Linked DNA regions of Homo sapiens: region 1 is linked to region 2. Evidence: chromatin loops called from intact Hi-C (ENCODE). Cell type or tissue: PC-3. All regions are shown on one strand. Each heading gives the region's core, and the rest is flanking DNA. Links, peaks and the distances in the headings are about the cores only.

Evidence for each region. A loop is a pair of places that touch in the nucleus more often than their neighbours do. Peaks named below come from ENCODE experiments on the same cell type or tissue, not always from the same donor. Only the 100,000 strongest peaks of a DNase experiment are listed, where the experiment ranks them.
Region 1: a loop joins it to region 2, with 5 times the contacts of the local background. A loop is called at or near these places in 2 of 110 quality-filtered maps.

The regions. Positions count from the first base shown.
Region 1 is chrX:17,871,286-17,881,014 of GRCh38, reverse strand. No RefSeq gene overlaps it. Among named protein-coding and RNA genes, the nearest start is that of RAI2, 15 kb to the right of the region's middle. In PC-3, for the core only: a CTCF peak has its summit at 4,646; a DNase peak (open chromatin) is centred at 2,654; H3K27ac peaks cover 1,877 bases.
Region 2 is chrX:17,783,395-17,793,123 of GRCh38, reverse strand. No RefSeq gene overlaps it. Among named protein-coding and RNA genes, the nearest start is that of SCML1, 51 kb to the right of the region's middle. RefSeq lists enhancers at 5,033-5,803, 5,804-6,574. In PC-3, for the core only: a CTCF peak has its summit at 4,516 (motif pointing left); a DNase peak (open chromatin) is centred at 4,483; H3K4me3 peaks cover 604 bases.

The DNA of each region.
Region 1 (9,729 bases), core at 888-8,887, 88 kb before region 2:
GAAGGGCCAGGTGGAGATAATTGAATCATGAGGGTGGTTTCCCCATACTGTTCTCATAGTAGTGAATAAGTCTCAAGAGGTCTGATGGTTTTATAAATGGGAGTTCCCCTGCAAAAGCTCTCTTGCCTGCCACCATGTAAGACGTGACTTTGTTCCTCCTTCACCTTCCACCATGATTGTGAGGACTCCCCAGCCATGTGGAACTGTGAGTCCATTAAATCTCTTTTTCTTTATAAATTACCCAGTCTTGGATATGTCTGTATTAGCAGCATGAGAACAGACTAATACAGAGGGATAATTCAGTCCCAAACAGTCTCTCAGAGGGTCCTCAGCAGGATAGAGTCCCTGGTGCCCCATGTAGTAACCCAATCATCAACATATCCTTTATTGGCTTTCTTGCCTTTGTATGTCACTTTCCTACTCCCTTACTGTGCTTCCTGGAATCACCTCCCAAATAGGATACTTCTATCTAAATCTTTGTCTTGGGGTCTGTTTTGTTGGAGTGGGGCAAACTAAGATAATAGTTAATAACATTTTAAATGGTCTCCTTGATGCTCTCTATTTTTAAGTAATCTGATTATAATGTCATTATTTTATGTAATGTGGTTGGTGCTGAGCTACAACTAGGGTAAGAGAATTGGCAGTGCTGCCATTTTCTTCTGATTTTGTAAGCTTGAATGAATAGTAGTATGTTGATCTATGGTTTCTTTGCAAGAATTTTTTTTTTTTTTTTTTTTTGAGACGGAGTCTCGCTCAGTCGCCCAGGCTGGAGTGCAGTGGCACGATCTCGGCTCACTGCAAGCTCCGCCTCCCGGGTTCACGCCATTCTCCTGCCTCAGCCTCCCAAGTAGGTGGGACTACAGGCGCCCGCCACTACGCCCGGCTAATTTTTTTTGTATTTTTAGTAGAGACGGGGTTTCACCGTGTTAACCAGGATGGTCTTGACCTCCTGACCTCGTGATCCGCCTGTCTCGGCCTCCCAAAGACGTAGCCACCGCGCCCGGCCAAGGACTTTTTAAAGTTACATACCTATTGTGAGAGGGTTTTTAGTTACAACTGGCTAATATACTTTGTAATGCTACCTCACCAGGAACATGTAAACTGCAATACTTTGCAATACACTGAAAGAAGTGATCACATGAGGGCTCCGCTGTCAACCCTTCTCAGTGTGGAACATTCCATCCTTCCCCAGAATACCTCTAAAAGCACATGGGACATATGACCTGCTCATATAGACAGAGGAAGCTCACTGGTAGCAATCTATATATTAAATGGTAGTCAAACTGAATCTATCTATCTATCTATCTAATCATTCTAACATTTGCTCTGTGTACCCCAGTATATTATCTCATTCACCCTTGGTGTATGATCACTCCACTTTGGAGGCCACTGCTCTAGAGAATCTAAGGCCATATCTAAGCAACCAAAGCCAAGTGGACGACTGAGGCCAATAAAGAGCTCACAGAGAATCACTTACAACTGGAGGTTGAGGGTTTGTGGTAGGATGGGCAGTATTTCCGTGAATTGATGTCCTTGAGTCCTTGAGGTCTTTGGTGTCTGAAGGAAGAAAGAGGAATTAGATGCATTAAGTGTGGAGGTAGAGAAGGCTGGAGAAATTAGAAGTGAGGACAAGAAAGGAGAAGGCAAGATTTTTGTTCTTGCCTGGTTTCATGGCATGGTTTTGATCCCCAGTGGAAAAAGATATTGAGCTCTAACATGGAAGGAGACATTCTATGAGATACTCTGGTGAGACTGAATACAAGTATTTTTGTCTTGGGGGCTGGGATGACAAAGAATATCACACAGTAGAGAATAGAGACAATCTCTGAACTGTTGTCCAAAACAGAATGCTGTCTGCTACTGCATCATGGACTATTTAGAGAGCATGGCAAGAGAATGTACTTGGTGGGGAAGCTGGAATTCTCACCATCAGCAGCAGCACTGGGAAGAGGCTTTCACTGTACTTCTGAGCAGATAACACTGACGAGGGGAAGCCTATTCAGGAAGAGAAGGAAATTTTGATAATGGATGTGTGGGACCTGTAGCTGCCATACTGATTCATGAGCTCCCTGTGAATTCCTGCTGGGGATATCCAGGAATACTCAATTGGGAAAGGGGGGACTTTTCCAGAAAACTGGTGACCCTGAATAAGTAAATAGAGTTAAAAGCCAGGAAGTTTGGATTAATTTGATTTCACTCATATCCCCAAGAAAACATTTGGGTTACAAATAATAATTTGGGTTCTTCTACTATCAAATAAGTAAATGATTATTTAATATCAAGTAATCATTCCTCCACTTTGGCACTAAAGAGCTGGCCACATTGCAGATAAAAAATTACAATGACACTTTAACCTGTTCACTTCTTATAGGGCCGTATTTGGTACAAGGAAGTACTCTAAAGCACCAGTTGATGATATGATATACAGGAACAAATAAGGAGGTGAACTAATAATGATAGTGCTTCTTCTAAGCAGGTTTGCAAGGGCAGACTTGCTTCTTGCTCTCCTGAGTTGCAGAATTATAGATGTTAGAGCCTTCCCTGTACGTGCATCACTCCCTTTGGTGAATCATTTGTACATCACATGAATGATATTTTGTGGACATGACCCTTAGATTCTTGCACATTGAGTAATAATTTATACTAACAATTTATTGCTCCCATAATTTAGAAACCTGATCATTCCCACCCAAATCCTTGGCATCTCACCTCCTCAAACAGTCATGATTTAATAGCTCAGCTGTGAGGTGAGATCTCAAATTACCAAAGCATCATAACTTTTACTATGAATATCATGAGACATGCAAAAGGAAGCTAAGACCACTGAAACCAGTTACACCTCAGGCAGAAGCATAAGCTAACTGCAAGACAGACACCTGTGGAAGCTTGATTCACATTTTCAGGATGCTGGGAAACCATTTAATGTGTTGGACAAATTTGGGGCATGGGGGAGATGGCAACCCAATGTCTTGAAAATGTTAACAGACTTTCCAAAGATATCGTAATCTATTCCCAGAGAGTAGTTTCCCATGTCTCAACATAACAAATAACCACAGTCCAATCAACAAAACGCATAGACCTTTTGGACTGGGTAGCAAAGCAGATATTTTCATCCAGGACGCTATCTGCAGTTTGGCCTCACTTGGGACAGTTTTCCTGAAGGGTTGTTTTCCTGGGTGGGAAGAGGTATCTTGTTTTGAGTTTTTTAAAAAAGATGTTTCCTTAAAAATTTTAAATCCATTTCATATATTTTTTTCAGGGTCAAATTTTAAAAATCAAATGAAAGACTCAAACACATTTAATCAGAAAGTGGTCAGCTTTTATCTGAAATCCTGTATATACTATTGAGAGCAAATGTTTAACTTAGGTGGAAGTGAAACATGGGCAAATGAAACTTAGAGAAATGCGACTTATTCGAAATTGTTGTAGATAAATTCTAGAAGTCAGAAGCTTAAAAAAAGACATAAATAATGGTTTCACAAACTTATCCAAATGCCAATAATAATTTAATATTCTTCTTCTAAGAGCAAGCACTCCACTTGCTAATTATTATCTCAAAATGAATTCATGAACATTAATTAAGTCCCATCCAGGCAGCATGATTAAGACATAATTAATAACAGACATTTAATACTAGTCGAATTTAGTAAACATTTGCTTCTATTGAAACTTTTTGTTCATTTGCCAGATAAGCAAAAGGTTAACTTCACTGTTGCAGTATATCTTCTAGCAAATGTTGTGTTTGGAGTTTGAAAGCAGTGCTCTGGGAAACAGTGTGCTGTTACCATGGTCTTGGAATGTCATAATCCTGAATTCTGCAACCATCCTGCACTCAAATGCCCTAGCAATTTTGGGCAAGCAACCTAATGCTCCAGATACTCTGGTTTCTAATCCCATCATAAAACAAATATAATAAACCTTCTCAACTTCTTAACACTCTTTCCACCCTTGGCTTCAAGGCCATTCTTCACAGTCTTTCTAATCTCTCCTTTTACTTTGCCCACTCTTGGTGGCATAGCTAATATATTTGACACCTGCAGCAGATCATTTCCAAAAATGTGCTTGCTTTCTATGCCAAACGTATTTTTAGTATTGATCATATAATAATCATAATAATCATTTTCTTGAATTTTTCTCTAGTTGTAAAACAAGAAATTAACAATTAAAATGAAGTTTTGGTCTGGACAAGATGGCTTAGACCTGTTTCTCTCTGCTCCTACCTGCTAAGTACAACTATAAACCTTAGAAAAAACTCAAAAGGCAAACAAAAGAACACTATGAAAGGTGATAAGAGGAAGGTGAGCTGGTTTGGGATTCCAGTACTGAAGGAACAACACAGCAGCAGAGTGTCTTATATCCCCCTACCCAGCAGAAGAAGGCAACCCTGGCCTGGCATTTCCAAGCCCTCAACCTGGCAACACGAGGTAGTGCAGGTAGGCTGATTTCTCCACCAGAATGAATGGCAGTCCTACTGATAATGCCCAGTGAGCCTACAGTGCTGGTAAGAAGGATAGATCAGGAGCCCTGCTAAAAGTAAGCAGCTAAGGCAAATTCTATCTTCCCCTGCAAGACCTGAGACACACCCACTTCTACTGAGAGACACTGGGTGGCAGGCTGGCATTGGCAAGATGGTTCTGCCACACACAATAGGCTGCTTATTCCTAGGAAGCATTCTTTATCCTTATGGGCTAGAGATTCCTTTCTTCCATCTTGAGACACCAGGTGGCCCTGCACTGGGAAACCCTTTTGATCCTTTCAGGCAGCACCACCAGGAACCAGTGGAAGTCCCAGCAGCACCAGCTAAATCAAGCATACCAAGAAGCACTGAAAAGGCTCTGAAAATTAAACTGTCATTGAAACCACAGTCCAAAAAAGTAGATCAGGATCTGTATGCTAAACCTAAACTGGTTTCTTTAAATAGGACCTAGAATCTCCTAAGATAAAAGCAAAAAATGTCCAGGATACAATAAAAAGTCACTCACCATATCAAGAGCCAGGGAAATCACAACTTGAATGAAAAAAGACAATCCAGGCATGGCAACAAAAAGATAAATAGGATGCTAGAATTATCTGACAAGGAATTTAAGGCAAGCATAATAAATAACTTCAAATGAATAACAATGAATTCTTTTTAAATAAGTGAAAAAGTAGAAAAAACCTCAGAAAAGAAATACAAGTTATAAAAAATAATGAAATGAAAATCTTATAAATGAAAAGTATAATACTCCATATTTATTAACTTGCTGGATGGAGTTGATAGTAGAGCAAATATGTCAGCAGATAGAATCAGTGAACTTCAGGATGAATTAAGAAGATTCACACGATCTGAAAAACAGAGAGATAGCCTGGAAAAAAATGAACAGGCTCCCAAAGACCTGTGGAACAATAACAAAAGATCAAACATATATATAATTGGAGTTCCAGAAAAAGAGGAAAAAGAGTGGGGTTGAAAGAATATTAGACATAATGACTGAAAGCGTCTCAAATGTGGCAAAAGAAACACATAGATGCAAGAAGCTGAGCAAACCTCAAACAAGATAACCTCCCCCCAATCCATATCATGACATATCATAGTTAAACTTCTGAAAACTAAAGCAAAGATAAGATCTTGAAGGCAGCCAGAGAGAAATGATGCATTACCTATCAGGGAACACCAATTTGGATGACAATGGGGTTTTCATCTGAAACCGTGGAGGCCAGAAGGAAGTAATACAATGTTCTTAAAGTTCTGAAAGCAAAGAACTGCCGATCTAGAACATCCTTTGGGAATGAAAGGGAAATCAAAGTAGTTGCAGAAGAAGGAAAACCAAGAGAATTTGTCACCATCAGACTTACCCTTAAATATTGTCTACAGGAAATTCTTCAAACAGAAAGGAAATTATAAAAGAAAAAATCTTGGAGCATCAAGAAGTGGGAAAGAACAACAGAAAGAGCAGAAATCTGGGTGAATAAAATAGACTATCTTTCCTACAAGCTTTATAAATTATATTTAATGATTAAAACATTAGTTATAATAACACTTGATACTCAACACAATTATATTTGAAAGCAATCAGATTAAAGGGATCTAAATGAAATTAAAGTTTCCACAGTTGACTTGAAGTGGCAAAATGCTGCTACCAGTAGAATGTGATAGATCACATATCTATATTGTAATACCCAGAGCAACAATTAAGCAAGCTATATAAAGAGATGCACTCAGAAACACTATAAATAATTCAAGATAGATTTATTAAAATGTTCAAGTAACCCACAGGAAGGCAAGAAGACAGAAACAGAAGAATGATAAACAGAGGAAACTGTCATAAAACAAACAATAAAATGGTAGGCTAAGGTTCTAACATACCAATAGTTATCTTAAATGTAAAAGGTCTGAATATACCAATAAAAAGACAGATACTGACAGAATGGATTTACAAAACAACTCAACTATATGTGGTTTACAAAAAAACCCTCAAATTCAAGGGCATAGGTAGGTTAAAAGTAAGAGGATAGAGACAGATATACTATGCAAACATTAATTAAAACAATTAGGGCCAGGCGCAGTGGCTCACGTCTGCAATCCCAGCACTTTGGGAGGCCGAGGCAGGCGGATCACCTGAGGTCTAGAGTTTGAGGCTAGCCTGGCCAACATGGTAAAACTTTGCCTGTACTAAAAATACAAAAAAAAAAAAAAAGGGCATGGTGGCAGGTGCCTGTAATCCCAGCTATTTGGGAGGTTGAGGCAGGAGAATCAATTGAACCTGGGAAGTGGAGGTTGCAGTGAGCTGAGATCACACCACTGCACTCCAGCCTGCACGACAGAGCGAGCCTCTGTCTCAAAAAAACAAACAAACAAACAACAACAAAAACAAAAAACAATTAGGAGAACCTATATTAATGTAAGATAAAGTTTAGAGCAAAGAAAATTGCTACAGATAGAAAGAGACATTATGTAAATATACCAAGAAGCTATAGCAATTATAAATATACGTGCATCCAAGAACAGAGCCTTAAAATGAATGAAAGCATAAGCTAATACAGCTGAAAGGAGAAATAGACAAATTCACAATTACAGTTAGTGACTTCAATGCTTCTATCTCAGCAACCGATAAAATTACTAGAAAGAAAATCAGAGAGGATATAGGTGATCTGAACAACACAATCAACCATCAGGATCCTATTGACATATATAAAACATCCCACTCGGTAACAGAAGAATACACATCTTTTTCAATAATCCATATAACGGTCTCTGAAATAGACAATATCTTGAGCCATAAAACAAATCTCAATACACTTGAAAGAGTTAAAAGTATATATGGCATGTTCTCTGACCTTAATGGAATCAAAGTAGAAATCAATAACAGAAAGAATGAAGAAGAAAAATCTCTAAACACCTGGAAATTAAGCAACACACTGCTAAATAATCCATGTGTCAAAGAGGTTGTCTCCAAGAAAATAAAAAAATGGAAATTAATTAAAAGGAAAATACAACATAACTAAATATCTGGGATGCAGCTAAAGCAGCACTGAGAGGGAAATTTATGGCATCAAAAACTTACTTTAGAAAAGATGCAAGGTCTTGAATCAGTAATCTAAGTTGCTACCTCAATAAACTAGGAAAAGAAGAGTAAAATAAGCCCAAAGCAAGCAGAATGAAGGAAATCATAAAAGCAGAAATCAATAAAATGAAAAACAGAAAAGTGAGTAAAAATGAAATAAAATTACATGCTGGTTCATCAAAAAATGAAATGAAATTGATAACATTTTAGTACAGTAAATAAAAATAAAAATAAAGAAAACAAGTCACCAATATTAGGAATGAAGCAGAGACTATCACTACAGATCTCATAGCCATTAGAAGAAAAATAAGGGGATATTACAAATAATTTATACTAATAAATTTAACAACTTGGAATAAATTGACCAATCCCTCCAAAACCACAAACTACCAAATGTCAGCCAAGATTAAATAAATAGTCCTATAACCATTAAAGAAATTGAATTTGTAATTTAAAAACTCCTTCAAAAAGAAACATCCAAGCCCAGACAGTTTCATTGGAAATCTCTATCAAACATTTAAAGAAGAAATAACACCAATTATACATAATCTTTTCCAGGAAATAGAATAAGAGAAAAAAATTCCAGCTTATATTGTGAGACAAATATCCTGATATCAAAACTACACAAATGGTACAAAAAAAGTACAAGTAGATATCAATATTGTTTATAAACTCGGACACCAAAATCCTTAACAAAATAGCAAATCAAATCCAACAATGTATTAAAAGAATACACATGGGGCAAGTGAAATTTATTCCAGATATAAAAGAATGATACAGCATTCAAAAATAAATCAATGTAAACTATCATATCAACAGGCTAAACAAAAAATCAGATAATCAATATTAATTGATGCAAAAAACACATTTGTCAAAATTAACACTCATTCATCATAAAAGTTCTCAGCAAGTTAGGAAGAGAGAAGAATTATCTCCACTTGACAAAGAGTATCTACAGCAAACCTATAGAAAACATTATACTTAATGGTGAAAGACTGAATATTTTCTCCCTAAGATCAGAAACAAGGTAAAGATGTCTATTCTTGCCACTCATACTCAACATAATACTGGAAGTTCTGGCCACTGCAGTAAAGCAAGAAAAAGAAATAAAGGCATACAGATTGGAAAGAAAGAAACAAAACTGTTCCTATTTGCAGATGACATGATTGCTTATGTAGAAAATTCCGAGGAATTTCTAAAATATAAAAAGATATTCTAGAATTAATAATTGCAATAATTGAGTTTAGGAAGGTCACAGAATATAAGATGAGCACAAAAAATCCGTCTTATTTCTATATACTAACAAAGAGCATATGGAAGCAGAAATTTAAAACACAATACCACTTACAATCACTGCAAAGAAAGTGAACACTTAGGTCTGAATTTAACTGAAAAATGACAATGTGCTGATGACGTTAAAGAAGACCTTAATAAATGGTGATACATTCTAAGTTAATGAATTAGAAGACTCAACATACTAAAGGTGTCATTTCTTTTCAATTTGATCTATAGATTGAAAGTTATTCCTATCAAAATCCCAGCAAAAATTTTTATAGACATATACAAGCTTTTTCTAAAATTTATATCGAAAGGCCAAATAACTAAAATAGTTCAAACTATCTTGAAAAAGAAGAATAAACTAGAAGCAATCACTGTACCTGATATTAATGATGACAATATAGCTACAGTAATCAAGATAGTATGTGTGGGTGGAGGGGCAGACACATGGATACATAGATAAGTAGAATGGAGTAAAGAATCCAGAAATACTCACACAAATATGGCCAACTGATTTTTGACAAAGGTGCAAAAACAACCCAAAAGAGGAAAAATGGGCTTTTCAAAAAGTAGTGCTAGAGCAATTGGACATCCATAGGCAATAAATAAATAAATAGTAAAATCTTTTGCTCTGTAAAAGACCATATTAAAAGGATAAAAAGACAAGATACAGACTGAGAGAAAATATGCACAAACCGCACATGTGACAAAGAATTAATATCTAGAATATATAAAGAATTCTCAAAATTCAACAGTATAAATACCCAAACAATCCAATCATAAAATGGGCAAAAAGTATGAACAGACCTTTCACCAAAGAGGACATACAGGTGGTAGACAAGCACAAGAAAAGATGTTCAACATCATTAGCTACTAGAGAAATACAAATTAAAACCACAATGAGCTA
Region 2 (9,729 bases), core at 505-8,504:
AAGCATCTTGGCAAAGGAAACCTTTCCTTGACTGGGTCATTGTTATGAGCAGGGGCAACTGGCCAGGGCTGAGATGACACGATGCCCTCCAGGCTGTCCAGGGAAGGGGCTGTTTGTCTCTAGCTGGTATTGACTCTCCTGTCCCCAGTGCCAACTCCACATGAGTGCCTTCCTTCTTTGCCTTTTTATTGGTTTGTTTTTAAAATCTCTTCCAATCCTGTCCCTTCTCAGCTTCCATGACAACAAGGCATGATTTGATCACCATCACTGGCCCACTGGCTCTCATCCAGAAACTGACCCATGAAATTGTCCCCTGGTCCCTGGCAAGTGCCTCTTCCTTCCCCACTCTGCAAGGCCCAACCCCAGTGTCTCCGGTAGGGAGACCATCCCCAGCTCCTCTCCTCCCCATGCTTCCCTGAGACTCCCTGCAGGGGAGGAACAGGCTAGGAAAGCCTCTCCCATTTTATTGAGCCAGTCTTTGTCCCTTGGGTGGGAAGCTCCCTGAGAGCAGGCACAGCTTTTGGTCCATAGCGCATAGTATCTGGCAAAGCCTCAATAGTTGCTTATTGAATTGAAACCTGGAGCACCTTCTCTGCTTTCATATATATCATTTCTTGGCCATATTGGCTCCATCCCAAGCTTGGCCACTGTCAGGCCTTTCTGGTTTGGCCCTATTTTGGATCCTAGTCAAAGGTGACTTGTACAAGCACCAGATGAATGGAACACCATGATTTAGACATTTGGGGTATGGTCCTGTGTCCTATTTATTTACTCTTTAGACCCTTCCTTTGTTTTGACCATCAAGGTTAAAATCCAGCAGAGCCCATTTGAGCAACCACAAATTTTCAAATAATTAAAATTTTAATTTATGTTTTACTGGTTTCCCTTTCTTCCTCTCTCCCTCCTACCCTCCTTTCTTCCCTCTTTCTTCCCTTTTTCTCTTTTCTTTTTTAAAAAACTCCCCAAAGTGCTGCTTCTGCTTAATTTTATAAATGGCAAGAACTCCCCAGGGAGCCCTGGTTGTTTCCCAGGCCTCATCTCCCTGACCTCTGGGAGGTACAGGTGTGAAGGCATGGAGGTATGAGGCACTTTCATCCCCCTCCTCCTCCTTAGCTTTCCTGGCAAACCTCTCTCCCCATGCTCTGGTCTCTCTGATTGTCTCTTCATTTTGACCTCTGCAGATAACGATGCTGATGCTCCACTTCTTCCCTCTCTTTCAGGCCTAAGTTCTCATTCCCTGTGCTTTCCTAGGATGACATTCTCATAGTTGTCTCCAACATTTTTATTTTGTTTATTTATCTCTATCTTCAGCTCTGACTTCTCTTTCCCCCTCTCTCTCTCCTTCTTTCCTTCTCTCCCTCCCTTCCTCTCTCTCTTTCTCTCTGCCTCTTTCTCTTTCTCTCCCCCTCACCAACCCGCCATATTAATAGGCTGGTGTCTCATATTCATCATCCTAGAACTAGACAGCATCGCCCATCCTCAACCCCTCCTCAGATCCAATGTACACCCTCTGCATCTGCTGCTGCCTGCTTCCTGGTTCTCCAAGCAAGAAATGTGGAGCTGTTCTTCATGACTTCTCCCTCACTTTCACCTCCCAGATACCTGTCTTCCTGACTTTGACTCCCCAGTCTTCCTCAAATCCATCATTCCTTTCCTCCATACTACTGTTCTTGAGCCTGCCCACATCATCCTCTGCCTAGATTCTTACAGTGGTGTCAGAACGGGATGGGCACCATGCACCCATCTTTAGCTTGCCTGATTCTCTCCTCTATACTGCCACCGGGATTGTTTTGGTAATAGGCAAGCTTCACCATGTCGTTCTGCTGCATAAAAGCCTGTGGTGTTGGATACCTCCCCGCACCCTGTGGCCTCACATGTCAGCAGGCCTCCTGAGGTCACGGCCAGCCCAGCACTGTGGCTAGAACTCCCTGCTTCACCCTATGTGTAAGCTCCAGGGATACAGGAAGGTTAGCAGTTCCCAGCCCTGCCTGTGAGGTTCCACCCCTGAGTGCCCTCCTCTTGACACTCCTTCCCCACCTTCTTGGGTTTTTTTTGTTTGTTTTTTGTTTGGAGACGGGGTCTCTCTTTGTTGCCCAGACTGGTCTCGAACTTCTGGCCCCAAGTGATCCTCCCACCTCACGCTCCCAAAGAGCTGGGATTATAGGCACCAACCACTGCACTTGACCTTCGCCATCTTCTTACTCTGACTAATCCTTCAGGATTCAGCTCAAAACAACACCTCCTCCAGAAAGCTTTCCATGACTGCTCTGGCATAAGCTAAGAGCCCCTCTTGCCCTCCCATAGCAACATATGCACACATCTGTATATCAACTCATCCATCTCATTCAATTGAAAGTATGACTCTGTCTATCCCACTGTGTCACACACTCCTCTAGGGCCAAGGTCATTGTCATTGTATCTCATACACCTAACACAGTGCTTGACATGTAGGGGACCCTCAATAAATGTGTGTGGACTGCACTGAACCTATGTGGAAAGTGCAAGTGTGCCCTTCTTAGCCAAACCAGTACAATATATGGAAACCCAAACATACGAAACAAATATCTGGAATCTATAATTGACTTTGCAAAAGAAGATGAACTACTTGATTCCTTTAAACCGTATGGCTTACTATGTTTTCAAAACAAGATGGATTCTTCAAAAGTGGTTTCTACACTCTTATAAAAATATACATAAAACATAAAGCAAGCAATAGTCAACATCTCATCACTGGCATACAAAGAAAATGCTTGAGCATTCACCTCCCCAGAGTTTGTGGATTTCTTTATAAATGACATGCATGGACTACCAAACAAATATGTACATTATAAAATAAGTGCAAAAATAGAAATGTTGGACAAAAATGAAACAAACATAAATAGGTTCAATATTTTCTTTCTACGCCCCAATTCATTATCTTATGTATCCCACCGGGTCATAATGAAATGAGACTATTATACATCTTTCAACTGGCTGAACACAACCTTTAAATTCTCTTAGAGATCCATGCATTCTTCTTTCTTGAAATATGAGAAATAACCAAGCACAAGAGGTTTCTGCATCAGAAGTAGAATGAGTGCCTGTCACTACACCTAAGCAGGGGGATGGCTGGAGACCCTGAGTAAAAGTTAAGAGTGCCAGTGTTAGAGCCACAAAGTCTGGATTGAATTCCCAGCTTTGCTCCTTTCTAGCTGTATGACTTTGGGCAGGTCACTTAACTTCTCTGCTTCCATTTTCTCAACTGTGAAATGGAAATAATAAAATATCTTCAAGTATCTGGGTTTGTGCACTGGGGTACCAAGGACAGGGTACTCAATAAATGAGCACACAGTAAGCATGAGCAAGGGATATAAATGATATAAATAATGATAAATAAATGTATTTGTATTATATCTTGTTTACAGATAATAATAGGGAGCAAGGTCACCACAATTCTAGATTTTAAAAAGACTTTAATTCCAGTAAGCAGAGTTTTAGATTTCACTTTGTTCCATGAAAGTGGGTTTCCAGCCAGGCACTTTCATGCCTGCTTCCAGACTACTGACCAATATTTGAACTAATGTAAATGTCATTTTGATTTCCTTCCCATTGGCCTGAGAAAAGGGTTGATCGCTTGGCTATCAGCAAGAAAATGAACTCGTTAGAATAGGAGAAAAAGTGACACAGGCTGGGAGAAAGAAGCCTGAAGGCAAAATTGGGCCTGGAATCAAAGTGGCATGTGTTCTTAGACCTCACCCTGCTTTGGATTCCTCATCAGTAAAACCGCACAACTCAGCTGCCTTTCTCATGGGGATTGATGAGCTAACGCAAGCGCCCAGGGCCCATGAGTAGGAGGTGCACACGGGCCAGGGTTCCCTTCCTTGCTTGCAGCAAATAGACGCTAGATGAGGATGGGACTTTCAGGTGTCCCCACCCAGGGACAGTCCCTTATCCAGAGGCCACCGTCCAATCACAGGGCCCATGGAAAGCCATGCCCTGGGGGCAGCTCTGTAGTGACACCAAGAGGCTATGCAGCCTTAGAAGTCTGCAACCTGGTGAGCAGGGGGGTTGAGGCTTCCTCAAAAGTAAATTATACAGCTGAACCCCCTTTATCAAACTCTTCTTACAAGAATGTGATGCCTTAGAGTGGATGAATTGTTATTTGAATTAGAAATCTAAAGTTTGCTTTACAAGAGATAACATCAGTTTCTGTTTTGAATGAGGGAGGTTTCTTGAGTGCACTTGAGACACGATCTAGCATGTGGGCAACTTCCGAAGAACACATCTGCTATATAAATTGGGGGCAAGTGTATTTGAAATAACTACAGAAAAGGGTTTGTGAGGTGAGCATAGAAAAGGAATCTCTTGCTCATGCCATTTATGAGCTGCTGACCTCTCCACCACGGGAAGAGGATTTTTTTTGCAGCAAAGGAATTCAAAAAGTCAGAACAGCCCTGCTTCTCCACCCACCTACTGGGAAGAAACCACCCTCTTACCCACTTCATCTGCGCTGGGATACAGCGCCCTCTGCTGGCAGATCACAGCAACAACCTCAGGAATCTTCCAGAGTGGTCCTGGCACGGGCACCTACCTAGCATACACCCCTCCTCTGTGAGCCTCTTGAGACACCCCTGGGGAGGGCCCAGACTGAAAATCCTGAAGGGTCCAGATTTTCAGAAAAGAACCACCTCACCCTTCATTAATGGGAAACCGTGTCCCAGCAAAGCCAGGGAGAGAGAAGATCGCTGGCCTGGGACTTGGTAGCCTTGGGGACAAGCTAAAATGAAAGCTGGGGACACAGCACACTGCAGGGTGCAGAGCTGAAGCAGTGACCTCGACATTTCTGGGGACGATAGGAACAGAGCAGGGGAATGTTGGGGATCTTGGAATGCGACTCAGGGGAGCTGGGGGACGGAAGCGGTGGTGGGAGCACAGGCCTAGCCTGGCAGCCACTACCCTTGAGCAAGCAGGGAGGGTGGGCCAGGGGCGCTCCCACGACACAGCCAGTATTGGTCACTCTGCCAGACACTGGGTTCCCTACCCCGGCTGCACCCCAGGATCACCAAAGGAACTGTCAGGACGCCTGATGCCCAGCCTGAGCCCAGAGATGTCCATGCTCCTGGTGGTTACCTACAAAAGGGTGGCCTTGGTAGAGTAAAATTTGCCTGAGAACTTCAGCCTGTCTCCCAGGCTGAGTCTAGCACTGAGACCCCGGGAGGAGGTCCGGGAAGTGGGGCCTCAAGTGTGCCCCAGGAGTGGTAGAAGGCAGCAGCACCTCCACCTGGAGGAAGCCTCCTAGTGAGGCACGACCTGGGCTGTAGTCTCCTCCGACACCGTCGGCCCACTCTGATCTCTGCGAGGCGCACGACTCCGGGCCCAGCTCTCACTCACCTCTCTCCTGGTGGTGAAGCAAATGCCATGTAGCATCATGATGGATGTCCTCCTCCCACACCTGCATTTGGGTGAGGGGACCAGTACACACCATCCCACCCTTTCAGGGCCCCAGGAAGGTGGGCCCTGGTGCCCACTCTGCCCTCCTGCCCAGCCCAGTTCAACAGCAAGTCTGCAGCCTCGAGTCCAGATTGCAGAGGGCCAGGTTCTGGTGACCCTTCTGGATTCCGTATCTTGATGTTTCAATGCCGAGAAAGGAAACAGGAAAGGCACCCTTCGAATGCTCTGGTCAAAGGTTCCACTGAGACCACTGCAGAAAGCTCAGCTTCTCAGACCTCAGGCAAGCTTGAAAGTACTTTCCTCTGGGAGGAGCCAAGATGGCCGAATAGGAACAGCTCCAGTCTACAGCTCCCAGCGTGAGCGATGCAGAAGACGGGTGATTTCTGCATTTCCATCTGAGGTACCGGGTTCATCTCACTAGGGAGTGCCAGACAGTGGACACAGGTCAGTGGGTGCACGCGCACTGTGCGCGAGCCAAAGCAGGGCGAGGCATTGCCTCACTCGGGAAGCGCAAGGGGTCAGGGAGTTCCCTTTCCTAGTCAAAGAAAGGAGTAACAGACGGCACCTGGAAAATCGGGTCACTCCCACCTGAATACTGCGCTTTTCCGACGGCCTTAAAAAACGGCCCACCACGAGACTATATCCCACACCTGGCTCGGAGGGTCCTACGCCCACGGAGTCTCGCTGATTGCTAGCACAGCAGTCTGAGATCAAACTGCAAGGCGGCAGCGAGGCTGGGGGAGGGGCGCCCGCCATTGCCCAGGCTTGCTTAGGTAAACAAAGCAGCCGGGAAGCTCCAACTGGGTGGAGCCCACCACAGCTCAAGGAGGCCTGCCTGCCTCTGTAGGCTCCACCTCTGGGGGCAGGGCACAGACAAACAAAAAGACAGCAGTAACCTCTGCAGACTTAAGTGTCCCTGTCTGACAGTTTGAAGAGAGCAGTGGTTCTCCCAGCACGCAGCTGGAGATCTGAGAACGGGCAGACTGCCTCCTCAAGTGGGTCCCTGACCCCCGAGCAGCCTAACTGGGAGGCACCCCCCAGCAGGGGCACACTGACACCTCACACGGCAGGTTACTCCAACAGACCTGCAGCTGAGGGTCCTGTCTGTTAGAAGGAAAACTAACAAACAGAAAGGACATCCACACCAAAAACCTATCTGTACATCACCATCATCAAAGACCAAAAGTAGATAAAACCACAAAGATGGGGAAAAAACAGAGCAGAAAAACTGGAAACTCTAAAAAGCAGAGAGCCTCTCCTCCTCCAAAGGAACGCAGTTCCTCACCAGCAACGGAACAAAGCTGGATGGAGAATGACTTTGACGAGCTGAGAGAAGACTTCAGACGATCAAACTACTCCGAGCTACAGGAAGAAATTCAAACCAAAGGCAAAGAAGTTGAAAACTTTGAAAAAAATTTAGAAGAATGTATAGCTAGAATAACCAATAGAGAGAAGTGCTTAAAGGACCTGATGGAGCTGAAAGCCAAGGCTAGAGAACTACGTGAAGAATGCAGAAGCCTCAGGAGCCGATGCAATCAACTGGAAGAAAGGGTATCAGCAATGGAAGATGAAATGAATGAAATGAAGCGAGAAAGGAAGTTTAGAGAAAAAAGAATAAAAAGAAACGAACAAAGCCTCCAAGAAATATGGGACTATGTGAAAAGACCAAATCTACGTCTGATTGGTGTACCTGAAAGTGACAGAGAGAATGGAACCAAGTTGGAAAACACTCTGCAGGATATTATCCAGGAGAACTTCCCCAATCTAGCAAGGCAGGCCAACGTTCAGATTCAGGAAATACAGAGAACGCCACAAAGATACTCCTCGAGAAGAGCAACTCCAAGACACATAATTGTCAGATTCACCAAAGTGGAAATGAAGGAAAAAATGTTAAGGGCAGCCAGATAGAAAGGTTGGGTTACCCTCAAAGGGAAACCCGTCAGACTAACAGCGGATCTCTCAGCAGAAACTCTACAAGCCAGAAGAGAGTGGGGGCCAATATTCAACATTCTTAAAGAAAAGAATTTTCAACCCAGAATTTCACATCCAGCCAAACTAAGCTTCATAAGTGAAGGAGAAATAAAATACTTTACAGACAAGCAAATGCTGAGAGATTTTGTCACCACCAGGCCTGCCCTAAAAGAGCTCCTGAAGGAAGCGCTAAACATGGAAAGGAACAACCGGTACCAGCCACTGCAAAATCATGCCAAAATGTAAAGACCATTGAGACTAGGAAGAAACTGCATCAACTAACGAGCAAAATAACCAGCTAACATCATAATGACAGGATCAAATTCACACATAACAATATTAACTTTAAATGTAAATGGACTAAATGCTCCAATTAAAAGACACAGACTGGCAAATTGGATAGAGTCAAGACCCATCAGTGTGCTGTATTCAGGAAACCCACCTCACGTGCAGAGACACATATAGGCTCAAAATAAAAGGATGGAGGAAGATCTACCAAGCAAATGGAAAACAAAAAAAGGCAGGGGTTGCAATCCTAGTCTCTGATAAAACAGACTTTAAACCAACAAAGATCAAAAGAGACAAAGAAGGCCATTACATAATGGTAAAGGGATCAATTCAACAAGAAGAGCTAACTATCCTAAATATATATGCACCCAATACAGGAGCACCCAGATTCATAAAGCAAGTCCTGAGTGACCTACAAAGAGACTTAGACACCCACACATTAATATTGGGAGACTTTAACACCCCACTGTCAACATTAGACAGATCAATGAGACAGAAAGTCAACAAGGATACCCAGGAATTAAACTCAGCTCTGCACCAAGCAGACCTAATAGACATCTACAGAACTCTCCACCCCAAATCAACAGAATTTACATTTTTTTTTCAGCACCACACCACACCTATTCCAAAATTGACCACAGAGTTGGAAGTAAAGCACTCCTCAGCAAATGTAAAAGAACAGAAATTATAACAAACTATCTCTCAGACCACAGTGCAATCAAACTAGTACTCAGGATTAAGAATCTCACTCAAAACCACTCAACTACGTGGAAACTGAACAACCTGCTCCTGAATGACTACTGGGTACATAACAAAATGAAGGCAGAAATAAAGATGTTCTTTGAAACCAATGAGAACAAAGACACAACATACCAGAATCTCTGGGACACATTTAAAGCAGTGTGTAGAGGGAAATTTATAGCACTAAATGCCCACAAGAGAAAGCAGGAAACATCCAAAATGACATCCTAACATCACAATTAAAAGAACTAGAAAAGCAAGAGCAAACACATTCAAAAGCTAGCAGAAGGCAAGAAATAACTAAAATCAGAGCAGAACTGAAGGAAATAGAGACACAAAAAACCCTTCAAAAAATTAATGAATCCAGGAGCTGGTTTTTTGAAAGGATCAACAAAATTGATAGACCGCTAGCAAGACTAATAAAGAAAAAAAGAGAGAAGAATCAAATAGACGCAATAAAAAATGATAAAGGGGATATCACCACCGATCCCACAGAAATACAAACTACCATCAGAGAATACCACAAACACCTCTACGCAAATAAACTAGAAAATCTAGAAGAAATGGATAAATTCCTCGACACATACACTCTCCCAAGACTAAACCAGGAAGAAGTTGAATCTCTGAATAGACCAATAACAGGATCCGAAATTGTGGCAATAATCAATAGCTTACCAACCAAAAAGAGTCCAGGACCAGATGGATTCACAGCCGAATTCTACCAGAGGTACAAGGAGGAATTGGTACCATTCCTTCTGAAACTATTCGAATCAATAGAAAAAGAGGGAATCCTCCCTAACTCATTTTATGAGGCCAGCATCATTCTGATACCAAAGCCGGGCAGAGACACAACCAAAAAAGAGAATTTTAGACCAATATCCTTAATGAACATTGATGCAAAAATCCTCAATAAAATACTGGCAAACCAAATCCAGCAGCACATAAAAAAGCTTATCCACCATGATCAAGTGGGCTTCATCCCTGGGATGCAAGGCTGGTTCAATATACGCAAATCAATAAATGTAATCCAGCATATAAACAGAACCAAAGACAAAAACCACATGATTATCTCAATAGATGCAGAAAAGGCCTTTGACAAAATTCAACAATGCTTCATGCTAAAAACTCTCAATAAATTAGGTATTGATGGGGCATATCTCAAAATAATAAGAGCTATCTATGACAAACCCATAGCCAATATCATACTGAATGGGCAAAAACTGGAAGCATTCCCTTTGAAAATGGGCACAAGACAGGGATGCCCTCTCTCACCACTCCTATTCAACATAGTGTTGGAAG